Linked DNA regions of Homo sapiens: region 1 is linked to region 2. A link is an interaction called in ENCODE POLR2A ChIA-PET data of the cell type or tissue named here. Cell type or tissue: PC-9. All regions are shown on one strand. Links, peaks and the distances in the headings refer to the core of each region. The heading gives the core; the rest is flanking DNA.

The links. ChIA-PET counts read pairs that join two places held together with the same protein. Peaks named below come from ENCODE experiments on the same cell type or tissue, not always from the same donor. Only the 100,000 strongest peaks of a DNase experiment are listed, where the experiment ranks them.
Region 1: POLR2A ChIA-PET joins it to region 2 with 8 read pairs; 2 of 35 experiments call an interaction of 5 or more read pairs at or near these places.

What each region holds. Positions count from the first base shown.
Region 1 is chr6:114,643,210-114,654,110 of GRCh38, forward strand. No RefSeq gene overlaps it. Among named protein-coding and RNA genes, the nearest start is that of LNCPOIR, 100 kb to the left of the region's middle. In PC-9, for the core only: no CTCF peak of the experiment used is centred there; DNase peaks (open chromatin) are centred at 5,852 and 7,922.
Region 2 is chr6:114,424,162-114,435,062 of GRCh38, forward strand. All of the region lies in intron 5 of LOC107986638 (a long non-coding RNA gene), which reads left to right. Among named protein-coding and RNA genes, the nearest start is that of HS3ST5, 87 kb to the left of the region's middle. RefSeq lists enhancers at 233-902, 903-1,573, 1,574-2,242, 2,243-2,913, 3,584-4,253. In PC-9, for the core only: no CTCF peak of the experiment used is centred there; no DNase peak of the experiment used is centred there.

The DNA of each region.
Region 1 (10,901 bases), core at 950-8,949, 220 kb after region 2:
GATCTATTGATTTAAGTGCTAATCACTGTTGGAAACACCCTCACAGACACACCCAGAAAGAATGTTTTACCAGCTACCTGAGTATCCCTTGGTCCATTCAAATTAATACATAAAATTAACTGTCACATTAACTATAACATGTATGAACTGAACCGTATTACTTATATGACTATATCACAATTCATTTGCCCATTGCCCTGTTGATGGACATTTCTGCTGCTTTTAGGCTTTGGCTACGATAGATAAGGCTACTGTGAACCTTCTTATGTAATATTTTTGTTAACATATGCCCTCAAACCTAGGAGTAGAACTACTGGGTTACATGGGGGAAGAAACTGCCAAACAGTTCTCCAAAGTGATCATGCATTGTCAGTTAGAGTATAATGTAATACAAGGTTCTAGTTGTTTCATAATTTTGGGCCCCATTTGCACTGTCAATTGTTTTTATTTTATACAATTTATGTTAAATAGCATATTATTGTGGTTTTGACTTGTATTTTTACATGACAAATGATGTTAGCTACCTTTTTATGTGCTTATTAAATGTTTGTGTATCTTTATTTGTGATGTACTTTTGGGAGCCATTTTTATATGGGTTTTTTGCTGCAGTTTTAGGAATTTTTTAAATATATGCTGAATATAATTCCTTTGTTAGACATATGTGTGACAAATTTTTTTCCTTTCTGTGGTCCACTTATTTATCTCATTAAGAATGTCTGTTGATGAGTGGATATTTTTATTTTGATGAAGTCTAAATTATTATTTTGTTTCTTTTGTGGTTAGGGCTTTTTAGGTCATGTCTAATAAAAGGTTAATTTTATATGTCAACTTGACAGGTCCAAAGGGTAACACTATTCTGGATGCTGAAATTGGCTGACTGAGTAGAACAGATTACCCTTCCTAATGTGGTTGGGCCTCATCCCATTAGTCAAAAGTTCCCATAAAAGCAAAAGGCTGACCTTCTCCTAAGTGAGAGAGAATGCTTCCTGCCTCCACACTGGAACTAAACCATTGGCCTTCCAGGATCTCCAGCTTGCTGACTCACCCTGAAGATCTTGGAACCTGAGAGCCTCCATAATCATGTAAGCCAATTTCTCATAATAAATCTTTACACACACACACACACACACACACACACACACACACACACACACACAATTGGTTCTTTCTGGAGAACTGTAACATACCTAGTCTAAGGTCATGAAGGTCTTCTCTTGTTTCCTTGTATAAGCTTTAGAATTCTAGCTTTTTTTTTTTTTTTTTTTTTTTTTTTTTTTGAGAAAGGGTTTTACTCTGTCACTCAGGCTGGAGTGCAGTGGCATGAACACAATTTACTGCAGCCTGGACTCCCTAGGCTCCAGTGATCCTCCTGCATCAGCTTCCTGAGTAGCTGGGACAACAGGAGCATGCCAGCATGCCTAGCTAATTTATTTGTTTATTTATTTATTTATATATTTTTTGAGACAGAGTCTCACTCTGTCGCCCAGGCTGGAGTGCCGTGGTGAGATCTTGGCTCACTGCAAGCTCCACCTCCCGGGTTCACACTATTCTCCCGCCTCAGCCTCCCTAGTAGCTGGGACTACAGGCAGCCACCACCACACCCGGCTAATTTTTTGTATTTTTAGTAGAGACGGGGTTTCACTGTGTTACCAGGATGGTCTCAATCTCCTGACCTCGCGATCCGCCCACCTCGGCCTCCCAAAGTGCTGGGATTACAGGCGTGAGCCACCGTGCCTGGTCGTTAATTTCTTAATTTTTTGTAGAGATAGGGTATTGCCATGTTGCCCAGGCTGGTCTCAAACTCTGGGGATTAAGTGATCCTCCTGCCTCAGCCTCCCGAAGTGCTGGGATTATAGGTGTGAGCTACCATGCTGGGCCATTGTCTTAAATGAATTTTTGAGTACGGAGCAAAGTAGGAGTTGAGATGATTTTTTATTCCTCCCTGAATATTTTCCATTGTTCCAGCATAATTTCTTTAAAAGCTTTTCTTTCCCCATTGAAATGACTTTGTAAATTGATCAAAAATCAGTTGTCCATATAGATGCGCAAATATTTCTGTACTCTATATTTTCCTAATGTTTATTTTTCCAGGTGCTATTACCATAGTGTCTTAAATATTGTAACTTTACAGTAAGGCTTGTAATTAGATATAGAAGGTCCTCCAAATTTGTTCAAGATTGTTTTGATATTTGTATTTCCATATAAATTCCAAAATGAATGTGTCAGTACCCTCCAAAAAATGTCTGGAACATTTTGGGTATTGCATTGAGCCTGAAGATGTGAAATAAACATATTAGCATTATTGAATCTTATACTTCATTTGCATGTAATATCTATTTAAGTTTTCATTAATTACTCCTCACAATATTTTAAGTTTTTAATATAAACATTTTTCACACCTTCTGTTAGATTTGCTTCTAGGTATTTGGTATTTTCTAATGTTATTGTTTCTTAATTTTGATCTTCTCTGAATATAAATTAGGTATTATAGATAATTTATAATAAAAAGAAATATATATATTTTTAAGAAAACTCTATAACTTCTGCGTCTGGGACCATTTCTATGTCTGCTCTTCTTGAGTATCTCCTCTCTTTACTGTGAATCAGATTTTTATACTTATTGTGAGTTACATACTTTTTATTATATGCTGGATATTATGTATAAAATAGAGGCTGAAATAAATATTTATACCTAGAAAAGCTTATGTTCTGAGAAAAAAAGGCAGCTCAGTGTAGTTTTAAGAATATTAGGCATGGAAATTTATCAGGTCCAAAAAGACAAGAGCAGAGACTTTGGTCGCTCTCCTAAACCACTCCTACCCCAACACACCCATCATGTTCTGGTTTAATTGTAGAAAGGCATTTTGTTTTTTCTTTCCTTCTAAGTAGTTTCCAGACTAGCTGATAAATTACCTAAAATGTTACCACAAGTTGCACAATGTGACCTTCACACATTATCTTCACGTTCCTGGAATTTGTGATACAAAAAATGATGTATAGCCAACCAATAACTTATGTCAACTTAAGAACTGCCCTTTCTTTTTTCCTTTAAAAACTGACTTGTAACTGCTGCTAATCAAAGCATACATTCAGGGCAAGTTGAACCCATAGCTTCTGGGTTTATGGTCTTCAAACTTGGCCTAAAGAAACTCTCTGCTTATACTAATTTTGTCGCAGTTTCTTTCCTTAGGTTGACAGTTTCTTCTTTTGTCAGGCTGTTAAGCGTGGGGAGCTGAGTTCATCTAAAAGGTATTTGATTTGGGTAGACTTTGATGCAGCTCCAGTTAGTTTTAGTTTACAATTGGTTTCAGACTTTGGAGAATCAGGACTTTTCCTTAATCAGGGATTGAGATTCTAGCATGTCAAGACTCTTTATGCTTTACGACTTAGGTGCCAGTTTTCTGAATGATGTGAAATTTTCTCTCTCTCTCTCTCTCTCTCCCTCTCTCTCTTTCTCTCTCTCCCTCTCTCTTTCTTCTTTAAAGTCTGTAAGCCCACTTTATAGAGGCTAGGGCATTCTTGTCCTCCATCTCCATCTCTGACTTTCCAAACATTAGAAGATCTTCTGTCCTACTGACATTTCCTCGGCTTTCTGAAGGCCTTTACAAGTGTGTTGCATGACAGCTTGGAGTGCTTCATGACTTCTAGCAATCCTGCATTACTACCCTCAGTCTTCAGCAAGATGTAGCCTTACTTGTGGAAGAAGGCCTATTTGCCTTAGGGGATGGGGGCACGCTCTCAACTCTCTCAGATTTCGTTGCATTAAAACTATTCATGCATTCACTAAAGACTCAAAAAAAGTTAATAAGTGAGTGTAAACTCCAAATGGCTTGGGCTCCTTAGGATTTCCATTAATCGATACAGGCCACATATAGCCATTGAAAGTTCATTAAAATTTAGCTGGTTGCTCCTTGCCCCAGTGCAGGTGATTTTGATGATAGCAGTGCAAGTTTCTTCTCTTCTAGAAGAGTTCATCATTTTCTGGAGTTTAATTCATTCAGGTTCTCTTTGACCTCGGCTATCTGGTGGGTGTAAAAAATAGTATAATGAAGTTTTTCTGGCTTGTTCTCATTACTGTTTTGTATGAGAATCAGAAGTCCAAAATCAATGTGTTCCTTTGAAGTCGATGGTGTTGCCAAGAGCCAATGGTCTGGAATTGTTCTTACATCTGAAAGCAACTTCTTTAATTTTATATTTTTCTTCTGTTTTTGATTTATCTGTCATTGATTTATGGTGATGATAAAGTCACCTAATTTTGAAAAGACGAATTCTTTGGGAACCCAACATAAACTTTTAAGTCAAGAAAAAATGTTTGCTATTTCATATGCCTGAATAAAAGAAATGTGAAGTTTTTTAAAATCAGATGGCTCTGCCTTTGCTAGTCCAACGATATGGTTTGGCTGTGTCCCCACCCAAATCTCATGTTGAATTATAGCTCCCATAATTCTCATGTGTTGTGAGAGCAATTCTGTGGGAGATAATTGAACCATGGAGTTGGTTTCCCCCATACTGTTCTCAGGGTAGTGAATAAGTCTCAGGAGATCTGATGGTTTTATAAGGGGTTTCCCTTTTCACTTGGCTCTCCTTTTCTCTCTTGTCTGCCACCATGTAAGACATGCCTTTTACCTTCTGCCATGATTGTGAGGCCTCCCCACCCACATAGAACTGAGTCAATTAAGCCTGTTTTTCTTATAAGTTACACAGTTTTGGGTATGTCTTTATCAGCAGCAGGAAAACAGACTAATATTCCCAGTAAGCTATGTCTTTCAGAGATGTACATTAAGCCATAACTTAGTGTTTCTATATAATAATAATTTCTATGGGTTCACATTTTTGTGTGAGTGGAAACTTGTCTTTTGATTAGGAAGGCTGGTGTGATTATGAGTACATTTCCATCCTTTGAGGTCCCTACTTCCTACTTCTCAAGGGTAGATATTTAAGAGTCTTTCCCTTACCTTCTTACCTTTCTGTGCTCTACTATCTGGACACTCTAACAACAGTGTGGTGGTTAATAGCTTGGGCTCAGGAGCCTGATGGTTTTTATTTTTTATTTTTACTTTTTGTGGGAATATAGTAGGTGTATATATTTATAGGATATGCAAGCTATTTTGATACAGGCATGTAACGCATAATAGTCACATTGAGGGTAAATGGGTATCCATCAACTCATGCATTTATCTTTTCTTTGTGATACAAGCAATCCAATTATACTATTTTAGTTATTTAAAAATACAATAAATTATTGTTGACTGTAGTCCCCCTGCTGTGCTATCAAGTACTAGATCATATTCATTCTATCTAACTATATTTTTGATGGTTTTGATTGGTACCTTAATCACAGTCCATCTGTTGGGCAACTAGGTCATGGTACTTAATCTCTCTAGTCTTCAGTTTTCAAATTTATCACATGCAGAAAGTAGCACTATCTATCTCACATAGTAATTTTTAATATTAAATTGGTTGATACATAAAAACCTTTAAAATAGTGTACAGCACATAATGAGTACTTAATAAATGTTAGCTTATATTATTTCATAGTGTTTAAAGAACAATTTCAATGGCTAGGTGGTGTGGAAAGCAATTTGCAAGCACCATCTCACTAAGAATCCCTAAAATCCTGGGAGACCAGTATGAACACAGCCACTATGCTGATGAGGAAGCTCAGACTCAGGTGGCACGATTTATAAGGTAAAACCAGAGACAAACCCAGTTCTGTTTGATTCCAGAGCCACGGTCTTAACCACTACCTTGATAACTTTCATTTCCAGTGGCATTTCCCATGAAAATTTTTCCAGCATTCACTTGCATAAAATGTTCCAAGGATTTAATTTCTCAGTAGAATAATTGCAAAGGAATGCAGAAGTTCTTGATTCTAAGACCACATATCACTATGGTTATCAGTAAGCTTACAATGTTCCCTTTTAATCAACACCATCAAAGGCTATAGGAACATACCAGAGACATGCTCAATGCCAAGTAACTCAACCCTAACAATCACAATAGCTGATATTTATTGATAACTTACAATGTGCCTAAAAAAACTACGCTAAATAATTTAAATTTATCGTCTCAGTCACTATTTGGAAAAATTCTGTTGTAAAAAAGGTATTTGTGCCCTTAACTACAGCTGAGGACACTGAGGCTTAATTGAGGTTTAATTACTTGTCCGGTGTTATGGTTTGCATGTGTTGGAAACTTAATCCCCAAAGCAACAGGAAGGTGGGGCCTAATAAGAGGTGATTAAATCATGATGGTGGAGTCCTCGTGAATGAATTGATGTTCTTATCTTGGGAGCAGGTTAGTTATTGACAGACTGGGTTGATATAAAGCAAACTTGGCCTCTGGTGCCTCTCTGACTGGTGCACCTGCTTCTACCTTACATCTTCTGCCTTGAGATGATTCTTTCCAGACACCAGCATTATGCCTTTGGATGTTCCAGCCTCCAGTATTGTGAGAAATAAATTTTTCTTCTTTATAAATTACCCAGCCTCTAGTATTCTGTTATACCAGCAAAAAATGGACTAAGACACCCAGGGTGATACAATTTGTAAGAAATAGAGCTAAGAATTTCTTCCTGGTCTTCTTGACTCCAGGGTCCATATTTCTAATGACTTCATGCAGAGAGACTGACTGCTCTAGTTTGCTTGGGACCAAAGGTTTTCCCAGGATGTGAGACTTTTAGTGCTAAAACTGGAACAGATTTAGGGAAACCACCATGCTGGGTGTCTTAGTCCATTTTGCATTGCTATAACAGAATATCTGAAATTGTATAAAGAACTGAGATTTATTTCTTACAGTCCTGGAGACTGGGAAGTCTAAGGTTGAGGAGCGCACATCTGGCAAGGGCATTCTTGCTGCATCATCCCATGGCAGAAGGCAGAAGGGCAAGAGGGCACACAAGAGAGAGTGTGTGGAAGAGAGCCAAACTTATCCATTTATCGGGAATCTGCTTTTGTGGTAACTAATCTACTTCCACGATAAAGTCATTAATCTATTAGTGAGGGCAGAGCCCTCTGAAGATTAATTTCCAACACACAAATTGTGAGGGACACATTCAAACAGTAGCAGTGGGCCACCTTACAATTCTGGCTGTTGTTTCCTGTGAATGCTGTTCAAAATTACTTGTATAAGGACCTTGGGGTTGGAAGGGTAATAGTATAGGAAATGGGGATGATCCTGTTTTAGAATACAATAGCATTCAGGACATCCTTAAGGTCTTCATGATCTTCTGGACTCTTAACACCTTCATTACCTTTCTTAACACCTTCCTTCTTGAGGCTGTTAAAGAAACTAGCATACCTCAAGAGATTAAAAAAGCCTGTGGACTCTGGAAAATCTAGAAAAAAACTGTAGGATGTACTACATTCCATTAGTTTCTGAATTTTTCATGGCATAAAGACTTTTCTATATTACAGACATTTGTACTTCAATATTAGAATAGAAAACCAAGTTATATTAAGGGGAATTTTACCTTTTTTCAGGCAGAAGAAACAAGAAGTTAAGAGTCAGGTGTGCCTCAGCAGTAGGTGTACAAGGAAAGACAGAGTAATCTATGGGAGTCAGTAAGTAGATAGATTTTAAGAGATTGCTCTACAAGAGGCTTTTATTTGCTATTCTGAAAAATATAAAAGAAAACTTACCAGATCAATGACTTAGTGAGGCCATTAGGGAATCAGCAATTGCCAATTCTGCTGAATAAAAGCTGTTTAAGTAGACAGACAGGTGGGCGCCCTTACGGGGTCTTAGGACAAAGAGTGTGAGGATGGAAAATTAATGAAGCCTCTCAATGCTCAGAAATAGAGTTCTAAGTAGAGCTCTGCTCTCAAGGCCAGAGGAGAAAGAACTGTGAATTCTTACAGCTGATTTGCAATCATAATCTGATCAGATAATGCATGAAAGGAATTCCAAGGGGATGATGAAGCAAAATTTTTTCCTTTCTAGATGGCTTCACCTCCCTCCTTCCTATAATTTTTTAAAGTAACTATTTACCAAAAGGGTATTACATTTTAGGGGGAGGAATTTTTGGAATACTTTTGTGTTCTGTTAATGCTGATTTTAGGGAAGAGTGCTTTGTTTCTTTTAATTTTTGTTTTGTTTTGATGAGTGAGCAAAACTCCTAAATTTCTAGATATTTTGAGAAGGCTGACATAATAATCATAATCAAAGCATTTTATTGGGTGCTTGTTCTGTGGCAGAAACAGTATTAATCCATTTTTAATGGTATTTTAGGTAATCCTCATAATTACCTTCAAGTTTTCTCACATTTTATTGATGGCAAAGCAGTTACACAGCACTTATGTCACTTGTTCATGATCTCACACCTAATAGGTGTCACAGAAAGGATATGAATATTTATGTGCCTGTTTCCAAAAAAAATCTCTGACACTTCCTGAATGAATATCTGGGTCATAACACTAACTAAACCACCAAGAAATAGAGATAATACACGAGGAAGAAGGGAATTTGGAATTGTTATTAGAGGAAAAAAATGATGAATACCAGTTGTGATTTTGAAAACAACTGTAGTTTGTCCTAACATCCCTTTTCTGAATATCCCCTTAGGAGTAAAGGCCTCCAAAGTCTGAACGAAGAGCTCATGAATATGGGGAAGTGGGTCTGCATGATGCAAAGAGGACTGTGGCTGCCAGAAAGATGCTCTGCTAGGATCTTCTATCCAGAAAGAATTTACTATTTAGCTCCAAGGACTGCAGTTAGCTGACAACTTTTAGCTGTGAGTGCTTTAAAGATCTACTTTAGTTTTTAAGCTGAAGTTAGGCTTCTCCTTCACAATGCCCCCAGCCAGTTATTGACTGTGAAAAGATACTAGGGTATGGATAAATATCAAAAGAATAGACTCCTCTCTGGGTGATCTTTATTCTGGAGCTCCATTAGATTGGCCAGACTTTGTCAAATTTCTACTGTGGTCTGAAGCTCTCCTTGAAAAATCCTGCTTCCTCTTCTTTTTCCTTCCATAGGTATCAAATCTGTATTATTTTCTGTGGCCTTTCCCTGCCCAATTCTGCTTCTCCCTCAGTTTACATTTCAGTCATTATCCCTTCCTCAATTTATATTTCATAGTCATTATCCCCTTCCTTCCACACAATAATCTTCTTGTACTCCTATCATTGCCTCAGCCTCTGCTTCCCAGAACACCCAAGTGACACAAACTCCCTACCCCAGTTATTACCACAGTTGAGCATTCAATCTGACAGCCACAGAAATCAATATTCAACACTGGATATAGTTCTATCCCTTGTGGAGATCAAGCAGCCATTTGGTCTGAAGTTGATTATGTTAGCCATCTTCTGTCTTCGAAGATGCAGTGATTCATCTTGACTGGAATTGATTCACATTTTCAATACGGATTTGGCTTTCCTGCCTGCAAGGACTTAGCCAGTGCCAATATTCAAGGGATTTCATAGTGCTTGATTCACCAATATGTGATCCCACATAGCATCTCCCTGAATCAAGGGACCCACATTACAGCAAAGTTGCTATGTCAATATGTACATAATCATGAGGGTCACTGGGCCAGATGATAGTGCATCATTCAGAAGCTGCTGGAATAAGAGAGAAATTGATTAGTCTGTTGGAGGTGCAGATGAAGAACCAGCTTGGACATTAGATTCTGCAAAACTGGGGTAACACTTTTTGGGATGTAGAAATATCAGTATATCGTTCTGTGTCTCTAATAATAGAATAAATGGGTCTCCAAAAAGGGGACAGAAGTTGGCATAACCTTGCTTATCATCACCTTAGTGACCCACTTAGGTAATTTGTGCTTCTTCTTCCCATAATTCTAGACTCTCTAGTCTATAAATTCTTGTTTATAGAGGGGAAATGCATCTAATTTGGGACATAGTGAGACTCCCATTAAACTTTAAGCGATGACTCCTGCTCCTTCAGATTTCTTCTTCCAATAGACAATCAGGCAAGGAAAGGAGTTAACCTGGCAGGGGTAATTGATTCTGATCATCAAGATATGCTAGGGATGCTATTACACAATTTGGGCAGGGAGGAATATGCTTGGTATCCAGGTGATCTCTTGGAGCTTTTCTGGGTACTTCTTTGTCCGATATTGATAATCAATGAACAAGTGCAGCAGCCAGTGCATGAGAATGGCAAGATGACCAGGGATAAAGGTCTATATCATCTTACTCCAGTGCATCATAATCACGATGCCTAGACCAGTAGAGATGCTGGCTGAGGGTGACTGTAATCTGGAATGGGTGGAAAATTGAAGAGATGATAAGCATTAGTTGTGACCTCGAGACTAGCTACAGCAATGTTTCTTTTTATTAACCTTCCACTTCTAATTTTCCCCATGAAAAGAGATCAATCAGAATCCCAGAACAGCTGTGTTCTAGATGAAGCAAATTTGATATCACATTGTTTAACTTAATAACACATCGTTCCAAGCAGGTCAAATGGTGAACTGTATTGCGTATTGTAGTGTGTTAGAACCATATATTCCCCTAGCCCAGCTTCTAAGAGTTTTGACTGCTGAGGGCTGGGAGCTGAGGTCTTCCTTAGGAACTTGGTTTGGCCAAAGGAAGCTGCTTTGCCCATAGTTACTTCTCCTATAATGAAAAAGGGGAAAAGTGCAACAAAAAGCTGTATTATTCGCACTGCTTTGCCTCATCCTCAAGTTTGGTGGAACTCTGCCAGCCACCAACACCTGGTAAATTACATCTCTTGAGCTTATTTGAGCTACATTCATCTTCTGAAATGAATTGTGTTTCCATAGGCATGATTGTTTTAATAAAAGGAAATAACAGAATAATGTTAGGGATTCACTTAGCAAATACAATTAGCTAGAAACATAACAGAAATTATCATTGAGAGCTGAAACTAGGGTGAGGTGAGTGAGGCACTTCCCTCAGGTGTAAGATTCAAGAGAA
Region 2 (10,901 bases), core at 1,694-9,693:
TTGTACTATAGCATAACCTGCCTTTGCCGGTGTGTGGCGATTAGGCCTGGTGGAACCGCCATCAATAAATCAAGCGTGATCAGGGTGAGGAACAGGAAAGAAGGAAATTTGGGGAAATGGGGTGAATGTCAGGTGGATCCGAGAGATACAGTCATGAGGGTCAGGTGTGGTATCAGGTATAATGTGGGAGGCCGGATTGAAGTCCGGGCCAGGAACAATGGTAATTGTGGGAGACTCAACAAAGAGTGAGTATAGCTGAAGGAGCGGGGAAGCAGAAAGTACATGCGTCAGGTATGAGGAAGAAAACAGATTTTGGAAGTTATGAGAACTGTAGAGAGTGAGTTGAGCATAGTTTGTGATTTTGAGGGCCTCTAAAAGTATTAAAGCAGCGGCAGCCGCCGCACACAGACATGAGGGCTAGGCTAAAACAGTAAGGTCAAGTTGTTTGCAGAGAAAGGCTACAGGGTGCGGTCCTGGCTCTTGTGTAAGAATTCTGACCGCACTAACTATGCCTAGGAAGGAAAGCAGTTGTTGTTTTGTAAGGGATTGAGGTTTGGGAGATTAATTGGACACGATCAGCAGGGAAAGCACGTATGTTTTTATGAGAATTATGCCGAGATAGGTAACAGATGAGGATGAAATTTGGGCTTGACTGAAGTAATGGGGGCTGTCTATGAAGCCTTGCGGCAGTACAGCCTTGGTAATTTGCTGAGCCTAATGGGTGTCAGGGTCAGTCTAAGTGAAAGCAAGGAGAGGCTGGGATGAGGGATGCAGGGGAATAGTGAAAAAAGCATCTTTAAGATCAAGCACGGAATAGTGAGTTGTGAAGGAAGGTATTGAGGACAAAAGAGTGTATGGGTTGGGCACCACAGGGTGGATAGGCAAAACAATTTGGTTGATAAGGCGTAGACCCTGAACTAACTTGTAAGGCTTGTCTGGTTTTAGGACAGGTAAAATGGGGGAATTGTAAGGAGAGTTTATAGGGTTTAAAAGGCCATGCTGTAGCAGGCGAGTGATAACAGGCTTTAATCTTTTTAAAGCGTGCTGCGGGATGGGATATTGGCGTTGAGTGGGGTAAGGGTGATTAGGTTTTAATGAGATCCAGGAATAGTCAGGGAAGCAGATTATTTAGTTAAAGTGTCTCAGCCTAATAAGGGAACTGGGCAGGTGGGGATAACTAAAAAGGAGTGCTTAAAAGAGTATTGTCTAAGTTGGCACCAGAGTTGGGGAGTTTTAAGAGGTTTAGAAGCCTGGCCGTCAACACCCACAACAGTTATGGAGGCAAGGGAAACAGGCCCTTGAAAAGAAGGTAATGTGGAGTGGGTAGCCTCCGTATTGATTAAGAAGGGGACGGGCTCACCTTCCACTGTGAGAGTTACCTGAAGCTCGGTGTCCGTGATGGTCTAGGGGGCTTCCGAGGCGATCGGGCAGTGTCAGTCTTCAGCCGCTAAGCCGAGAAGATCTGGGAAGGAGTCAGAGAGCGTTCCCGGGGCTCTGGGAGTGGCTGCCAGGTGAGTTGAACAGTCTGATTTTCCGTGGGGTCCCACACAGATGGGATGCAGCTTAGGAGGAATCCCAGGCTGCGGGCATTCCTTGGCCCAGTGGCCAGATTTCCGGCATGTGTAGCAAGCTCCTGGGGGAGGAGGTTCTGGAGGAACGCCTGGCCACTGCAGTTCAGGTGTTTGGAAGTTCTTGTGTGCTGGAGATGTGGCTGGGGTTTGTCTCACAGTGGAGGCAAGGAATTGCAACTTTTTTTCTGTTATTGTACACCTTGTAGGTGAGGTTAATTAAGTCCTGTTGTGTGGTTTGAGGGCCAGATTCCAATTTTTGGAGTTTTATTTAATGTTGGGAGCAGATTGGGTAATATAATGTATATTGAGAATAAGACGGCCTTTTGACCTTTTAGGGTCTAGGGCTGTAAAGCGTTTCAGGGTTGCTGCCAAAAGAGCCATGAACTGGGCTGGGTTTTTATGTTTGATGAGAAAGAGCCTAAATGCTTCTGATTTGGGATAAAGAAAAAGGAGCATTAACCTTGACTATGCCTTTGGCTCCAGCCACCTTTTTAAGAGTAAATTGCTGGGCAGGTGGGGGAGGGCTAGTCACGGAACGAAACTGTAAGCTAGACCAGGTGTGAGGAGGGGAGGCGATAAAAAGATTATAGGGTGGAGAAGCGGAGGCTGAGGAAGAATTGGGACCTAGCTCGGCCTGGCGAGGAGCAGCCTGGGGAGGAAGGGAGAGGTCAGATGGGTCTGTAGAAAAGGAAGATTAGAAAGACTCAGCGACACTTGGGGTTGGTACTGAGGGGACAGGCGGGAGGGAAAGAAGGAAGATTTGGGACGAGTTGCACTGGGCACAGAGACTAGGAAGGGACTGATGTGTAAAAGAATGCCTGGACGTCAGGCACCTCAGACCGTTTGCCTATTTTATGACAAGAATTATTTAGATTTCGCAGGATGGAAAAATTCAAAGTGCCATTTTCTGGCTATTTGGAACTACTGTCGAGTTTGTATTGGGGTCAAGAGGCATTGCAGAAGAAAATAAGGCATTTAGGTTTTAGGTCAGGTGTGAGTTGAAGAGGTTTTAAGTTTTTGAGAACACAGGCCAAGGGAGTAGAAGGAGGAATGGAGGGTGGAAGTTTGCCCATAGTGAAGGAAGCAAGCCTAGAGAAAAGAGAGAGTAGAGAAACGGAGGGAAGGCGTTCGGGGGTTCTTACCTTCCAGAAAAGTGGGAAAAGGGGTTGGGGCGCAGAGATAAGAGGTCAGGGCATGGAAATAAGGGATTGGGGTGCAGAGATATAAGAGGTTGGGGCATGGAAATAAGGGATTGGGACACAGAGATATGAGGTAGGGGCACGGAAATAAGGGATTGGGGCACAGAGATAAGAGGTAGGGGCACAGAAATAAGGGATTGGGGCACAGAGATAAGAGGTTGGGGTGCGGAAATAAGGGATGGGGGCACAGAGGTAAGAGGTCGAGGTGTGGAAATAGGGGATTGGGGTGCAGAGATAAGAGGTTGGGGCACAGAAATAAGGGATTGGGGCACAGAGATAAGAGGTTGGGGCACAGAAATAAGGGATTGGGGCACAGAGATAAGAGGTTGGGGCATGGAAATAAGAGATTGGGGCACAGAGATAAGAGGTTGGGGCGTGAAAATAAGGGATTGGGGGTTCTTGCCCCGTAGAAAAGCGGGACTTGCCGCTAAGGGTGAAGGAGAAGGGGTTGAGGGGTACTTGCCCCTCTCCCAGAAAAGCAGAGAAGGGGTAGAGACAAGGAGAGAAGGGGTTGAGGTACTTGCCCTTTTGGGTGTTTAATCAGAGAGGCGTCCCTGCAATGATTAAACACCAAGGGAAGGCTGCCTTCCCAGTCCGTGACTGGCGCCGGAGTTTTGGGTCCATGGATAAAACGTGTCTCCTTTGTCTCTCCCAGAAAATGAAAGGAATTGAAATTAAGAGAAGGGAGAGGTTGAAGAGTGGAAAGGAGAAAGTGGTTGAGGGACAGTGAGAGAGGTTGGAGAAGAGAGTAAGAAGAGGCCGCTTACCTGATTTAAAATTGGTAAGATGTTCCTTGGGCTGGTCGGTCTGAGGACCTAAGGTCATAGGTGGATCTTTCTCACGGAGCAAAGAACAGGAGTACAGGGGATTGATCTCCCAAGGGAGGTCCCCCGATCCGAGTCACAGCACCAAATTTCATGCGCGTCCGTGTGAAGAGACCACCAAACAGGTTTTGTGTGAGCAACATGGCTGTTTATTTCACCTGGGTGCAGGCGGGCTGAGTCCAAAAAGAGAGTCAGCAAAGGGAGATAAGGGTGGGGACATTTTATAGGATTTGGGTAGGTAAAGGAAAATTACAGTCAAAGGGGGTTTGTTCTCTGGCCGGCAGGAGTGGGGGTCGCAAGATGCTCAGTGGGGGTGCTTTTTGAGCCAGGATGAGCCAGGAAAAGGACTTTTACAAGGTAATGTCATCAGTTAAGGCAAGGACCGGCCATTTACACTTCTTTTGTGGTGGAATGTCATCAGTTAAGGTGGGGCAGGGCATATTCACTTCTTTTGTGTTTCTTCAGTTACTTCAGGCCATCTGGGTGTATACATGCAAGTCACAGGGGATGCGATGGCTTGACTTGGGCTCAAAGGCCTGACATAATGTATATGAGTATATTAGGAAAAACTGAACACTATACAAATATATACAAATTTATGCTTGATTAATTTTTTATTTTATGCATCCTATGCATACTATTATTTGTTGAAATTTTTACTTGTCTTTTTTTTTTTTTTTTGGTCGACTAACCTCTCATTTCCAATGATGTGATATTGGCACTGAAGTTAGTAATTAATTTTGTTTATATGGCACCCAACACCCAAGAGCCTCTAGGCACATGGCCAAGTCCTTTTTTTAAATATAGTCATTAAATATAGGAAAAGAGCCAAGCAAATTCCTAAACTGGCAAGTGAAAAAAAGCGCAACTAGAAAATGGGGAAACAAAAGAATTAATAACAAGTATCAATTAAGAGAATTTCTTCCATTATCTAGGGACAAAAACTGCATCCCAAACCTAATAGAAAATAGGTTGTATAACATTAGCCACCTAATCTCCCAACCTCTTGATAAAAGAGCTCCTGAAGTATGAATTTTTTTTAAATGAAAATTTCCGTTTTTTAAAAATTGAAAATATAATTAGGCTTTTCACTTAGCAAATTCTCATGTTAAAGTGGGAAGAGACCTTGGAGATCATCTCATTCTACCTTCTTATTTGATATGTGCTTTTTGTAGGAACAGCTCTGGGTAATGTTTTATTAACATACTTAGCTCCACAAAGTGAAGGGTAAACTCCCCTGTGAATGAAGGACTCTGCAGATTTCAGAGTGTAGACAAAGAATGGATCAGAGTTCTTAACTGGACTGTCTAAGTCCCTTCATCCATATCTAGCTCTCTCCTCCCGACTGGACAGGATCCCAGTCTCATGGTCCTAGAATATTTTGACTAAACTCTGAGGGCTGCACTGCAAAGACATTTGTTTTCTTTCCTGCTTTGTCTTCTTGCCTTTTCTCAGCTTCTGATGCTCCTTTTGCTTTTCTCTATTAATAGCTGTACATATTTCTAGAAATGGTAGATGCAATATGACTCAGAGAAATATTATTCAAAGACTTCAACTTTTTTGCCCAAGAAATTCAGCAAACTTTAAACTTTTCTTTGATTACCCCACTCTCCTGTCTTTGAAGATTTCCTTTGGAGACACCCTATTTTGTGGTGTCTCTTTTATTTGAAGTTGATTTTACAGCAACGAAACAGTTTCAAAATTAGACCTTCTTCACAAATAAGTTATTAGATAATTTGCAGAGATTATTTATTTTACAATTCAAAATTCTCTGCCTAATACCACTGTGCTATGCCAACTATATATATATATAGTCATTTGTGTATATATATATTTCATATATAGTCATTTGTACACTATATATACAAATTTGATCTGGATAGGCAAATTGTGAGATATTTATTCTACATGAACCCTGTTATATAATGTCTGATCTATTGTACTGATCAAATTATCACTCTCATATGTTCATATTTGATACTATTAGCAAGGACATATTGTTTACTATAGTATTTATTTCATGCATGTATAACTTGTCATACAAGTAGATTGTGTCAAATTGTGACATAAATATACTTCTCACTTTCCCTTTTAAACCCTTAATTCCTCAGTCTATACAGAGGGGTCTATTGTTGAGAAGAGCTAAAATGTTACTGCTTCTGGAGTACTTCCACGTTTAAGATGGAAAATATTGAGGGCAACTGTATGGAATTGTATATCAGACCCTGAAAGTGGAAACCACTGTGTCTTAGGCTAAGAGGAATGGTGCTGGAATATAAGGAACTCTGATATGATGTCATAAGACTATGTTCACTTCTGATTTCAACATTTATTAGCTATTTGACATTAGATAGGTGAACCCTGATAAGCCTTAATTTTCTTATCTATAAAATAGGAACACTTATTTTATAAATATAATACAAATAAATAAAAAAGTGATATACAAATGCCATGTATTATTATTATTTCTTTACTTCTTTTCCTATAATGCCTTTTTAGATGCACATTAAATACTTTTCAATAAATGGTGGCATAAACTTTCTAGAGCAGTTATAATATAGTTATTTGTAATAATTAGATATTTTGGGGGAGCTGCGTATCTTTAATTTTATTTTTTAGAAGAGTCCTGGAAATGCTATTATTTGGAAACTATTTTTCCCTTGATTATCTGGAATGAAACATTTCAAATAAACCTCACAAGCCAGGCACAAGACTACCCTGTAATACTGGCTACAAATTTCTGAAACAGGATTGCATTTCATTCTCAAAACCAATTTTACAGTTTAATAACATGTTCTCTCTTTTTCTTTTATAAAGAAATCCAGCTGCTTTGTTCATATGGTACTTCCTATGTGGGTATGGTTTAATTTGTCCTCACCAAAACTCGTGTTGAAATTTGATCCCCAATGTGGTAGTGCTGGGAGGTGAGGCCTAGTGGGAAGTACTTGGGTCACGGGGGCAGAGCTCTCCTGAATGACTTGCTTCAGTTCTCATAGTAATGAGTGAGTTTCTGCTATGGGAATACTGGATTAGTTCCTCCCAGAGTGGGTTGTGATGAAGTCAGGATACCCCTCAGAATTTGTCTCTTCACACGTGTCTGCTTCCCCTTTGACCTTCTGCCATGTCTTGACACAGCACGAAATGCTGTCACCAAAAGCTGAGCAGATGCTAGTGTCATGGTCTTTGAACTTCCTAGCCTGCAGAACCATAAGCTAAACAAACCTCTTTTCTTTATAAACTGCCCAGCCTCAGTCAGGCATAGCAACAAAAAAAAACAGACTAAGATAGTATTCTCTTAGCCAAAATTTGGTCTGTAGGTTTTGAATCTTTTCCTTCTTCAAATAAACAAACCAAATAAACTAATAGTTACTTGTAAAATTTTTCCTATAAAATTTACATTTTGTTCTGCTCTCTTTTTCTTTTGGGACAAAGTAGTGATTGTAAGGGGCACTGTCTGGATGCATTTAAGAGAGATTTCTATTTTTAAGCTTCTTAGAAAAATTACCTCTGTTCTTTGGGAATCATCTGAAGGGATTTATCTCAGTGATTTTATTATGTAGAGTTAAAATACACACTTGGCTGATTTAGCACTTGATAAAATATAGTACCTAAATAGATTTATACATTTCTTTGATATACATATATCCCCTCCAAAAGTCTCTGATATCTTGCCATTTTCTTCTTTCTCCAAAGTCCCATGAAGGTATTGAATTTTTACAAATAAATTAACTGTGCATAAGCAAGTTCTCCCTGTTTTAATCCCAGTCCTTGGGCCAAAACTCCTTTAAAATAAGCATTGCCCTAGGATCTTTGTTTTTTTTTACTTTCATATCAAAGACTTCTTTCTAAAGCTGTATCAATAATCATGCTGAGGGAACTACACCGTACTCAGTTCATTACCCACAGAAAAAATGAGAATTTATTTGTTTCTGTCCAGCTTTGACTTCATGACTAGAGGTAATCTGAACTAGTACCCAGGCCCAGTCTTAGACCACACATGATGGGTAACATTCTCACATTTGATGACAATCTTCTACCATTCTTTTTAATTTTTTTGAATCATTTTTGAGTGTGGTGGCAGATGGCACGTCTCTCAGTGAAATCAAAGGCATATGGCAAGCTGTTTTCAATAGTGCCATGCCACCTAAGTTGCAGTATTTATATTTCAAGGAAAAAATAATTTAGCTTCTGATACCAAGCTTTGGATGTAGTCATAATGAATATATATTTCCCAAACACCATACATTTTGAAATTTCTAAATGATTGTGTGGAAATCCTCTTTTAATCATAGTGAGCAGTCAAGTTCAGAAATGTAGAAACTGGCTTTTAGATGGATCAGACAAATCTAAGAAAGAGACCAAAAAGGATCATTTTTTTGTTTGTTAGAAAAAGAAAAGTCATCTTAATAGGTTCTATAGCCTGAGAGAGGATATTCAATTTTTAAAACAATATTGTCTATTTAGGTTAAGAAAATAATACATTCATTTTACCATTTTCCATTCTCTTTTCTGTTTGTTCATTAAATTATATACAGGTCAGAAGCCAGGGGTTGAAACTTCCTTAAGTTACTTGTACACTTCATTAATTCTATTCAAATAATTCATTTCAGAGTATTAGTTGTTAATTAAAACCAGAATGACAATGGCAACAATTAAAAATCTTAAGAAAATAACTTATATTCAGTATTTTTTCTTATAACACAATGAACTCATGTCTTCCCAAACTAGATTCAGGCATATTGTTAACTCACATTGTCATAGCTCTCTAGAGTCCAAATTTTTTGCATGTAGAAAATCAGCACTATGCAACAGGGACAGCTGCCGTGATAGCAACCCTGTAATTGTTGGGGCTGGACTCCCAGGGGAGTAAGAAAGGAGGGGTGGAGGGAAGAAACACCACCAATACTGAGAGAGAGTCCATATTTTATGAGTATCTCAACACTTAAAATCCTGGCAGTTTATATGTCTGAGTTCAGTGGTGATATTTGCTATTTTATTAAGTGAAAAAAGATAGAGTTTTATTTTCTCTGCAGATACATGTTTTTTTTTTTTTCTGTCTTTTAATGAAATTATTATTTGCTAACAAGTCTTAGGGCTTTTGCAGAACAAATCTCTTAGCTCAAGCTGTTACATCATGGCCAGTTCCCATAAGACAAGTTGATAATCACCCTTTTTGCTTTCCTTCAAATTTGACAAACCCACTAAAAACTACTAGATATTATAAACACTATCCCTTCTCTTCCTTAGATTTCTAAGAGAATTTTACTATTCTCTTAGCGTTCTCCTATTTTTATGAAGTGCCATGCCACCTTATATGCATTTCTTTCCTATCAGATACACTATATTTATATTTATGCATCAAAATTGTGGTGCTATCATTCAGAAAAGGCAACTTTTTAAAAAATTTTATTATTATTATACTTTAAGTTTTAGGGTACATGTGCACAATGTGCAGGTTTGTTACATATGTATACATCTGCCATGTTGGTGTGCTGCACCCATTAACTCGTCATTTAGCATTAGGTATATCTCCTAATGCTATCCCTCCCCACTCCACCCACCCCACAACAGTCCCCAGTGTGTGATGTTCCCCTTCCTGTGTCCATGTGTTCTCATTGTTCAATTCCCACCTATGAGTGAGAACATGCGGTGTTTGGTTTTTTGTCCTTGCGATAGTTTGCTGAGAATGATGGTTTCCAGTTTCATCCATGTCCCTACAAAGGACATGAACTCATCATTTTTTATGGCTGCCTAGTATTCCATGGTATATATGTGCCACATTTTCTTAATCCAGTCTATCGTTGTTGGACATTTGGGTTGGTTCCAAGTCTTTGCTATTGTGAATAGTGCCACTATAAACATATGTGTGCATGTGTCTTTATAGCAGCATGATTTATAATCCTTTGGGTATATACCCAGTAATGGGATGGCTGGGTCAAATGGTATTTCTAGTTCTAGATCCCTGAGGAATCACCACACTGACTTCCACAATGGTTGAACTAGTTTACAGTCCCACCAACAGTGTCAAAGTGTTCCTATTTCTCCACATCCTCTCCAGCACCTGTTGTTTCCTGACTTTAATGATCGCCATTCTAACTGGTGTGAGATGGTATCTCATTATGGTTTTGATTTGCATTTCTCTGATGGCCAGTGATGATGAGCATTTTTTCATGTGTTTTTTTTGGCTGCATAAATGTCTTCTTTTGAGTCACCCACTTTTTGATGGGGTTGTTTTTTTCTTGTAAATTTGTTTGAGTTCATTGTAGATTCTGGATATTAGCCCTTTGTCAGATGAGTAGGTTGCACAAATTTTCTCCCATTCTGTAGGTTGTCTGTTCACTCTGATGGTAGTTTCTTTTGCTGTGCAGAAGCTCTTTAGTTTAATTAGATCCCATTTGTCAATTTTGGCTTTTGTTGCCATTGCTTTTGCTGTTTTAGACATGAAGTCCTTGCCCATGCCTATGTCCTGAATGGTATTGCCTAGGTTTTCTTCTAGGGTTTTTATGGTTTTAGGTCTAACATTTAAGTCTTTAATCCATGTTGAATTAATTTTTGTATAAGGTATAAGGAAGGGATCCAGTTTCAGCTTTCTTTTTTTTTTTTTTTTTTTTTTTTGAGAAGGAGTCTTGCTCTGTTGCCCAGGCTGGAGTGCAGTGGCGCGATCTCGGCTCACTGCAAGCTCCGCCTACCGGGTTCACACCATTCTCCTGCCTCAGTCTCCCGAATAGCTGGGACTACAGGTGTCTGCCACCGTGCCCGGCTAATTTTTTTTGTATTTTTAGTAGAGATGGGGTTTCACCGTGTTAGCCAGGATGGTCTCGATCTCCTGACCTTGTGATCCGCCCACCTCGGCCTCCCAAAGTGCTGGAATTACAGGGTTGAGCCACCATGCCCAGCCCCAGTTTCAGCTTTCTACATATGGCTAGCCAGTTTTCCCAGCACCATTTATTAAATAGGGAATCCTTTCCCCATTGCTTGTTTTTGTCAGGTTTGTCAAAGATCAGATAGTTGTAGATATGAGGCATTATTTCTGAGGGCTCTGTTCTGTTCCATTGGTCTATATCTCTGTTTTGGTACCAGTACCATGCTGTTTTGGTTACTATAGCCTGGTAGTATAGTTTGAAGTCAGGTAGCGTGATGCCTCCAGCTTTGTTCTTTTGGCTTAGGATTGACTTGGCGATGTGGGCTCTTTTTTGGTTCCATATGAACTTTAAAGTAGTTTTTGCCAATTCTGTGAAGAAAGTCATTGGTACCTTGATGGGGATGGCATTGAATCTATAAATTACCTTGGGCAGTATGGCCATTTT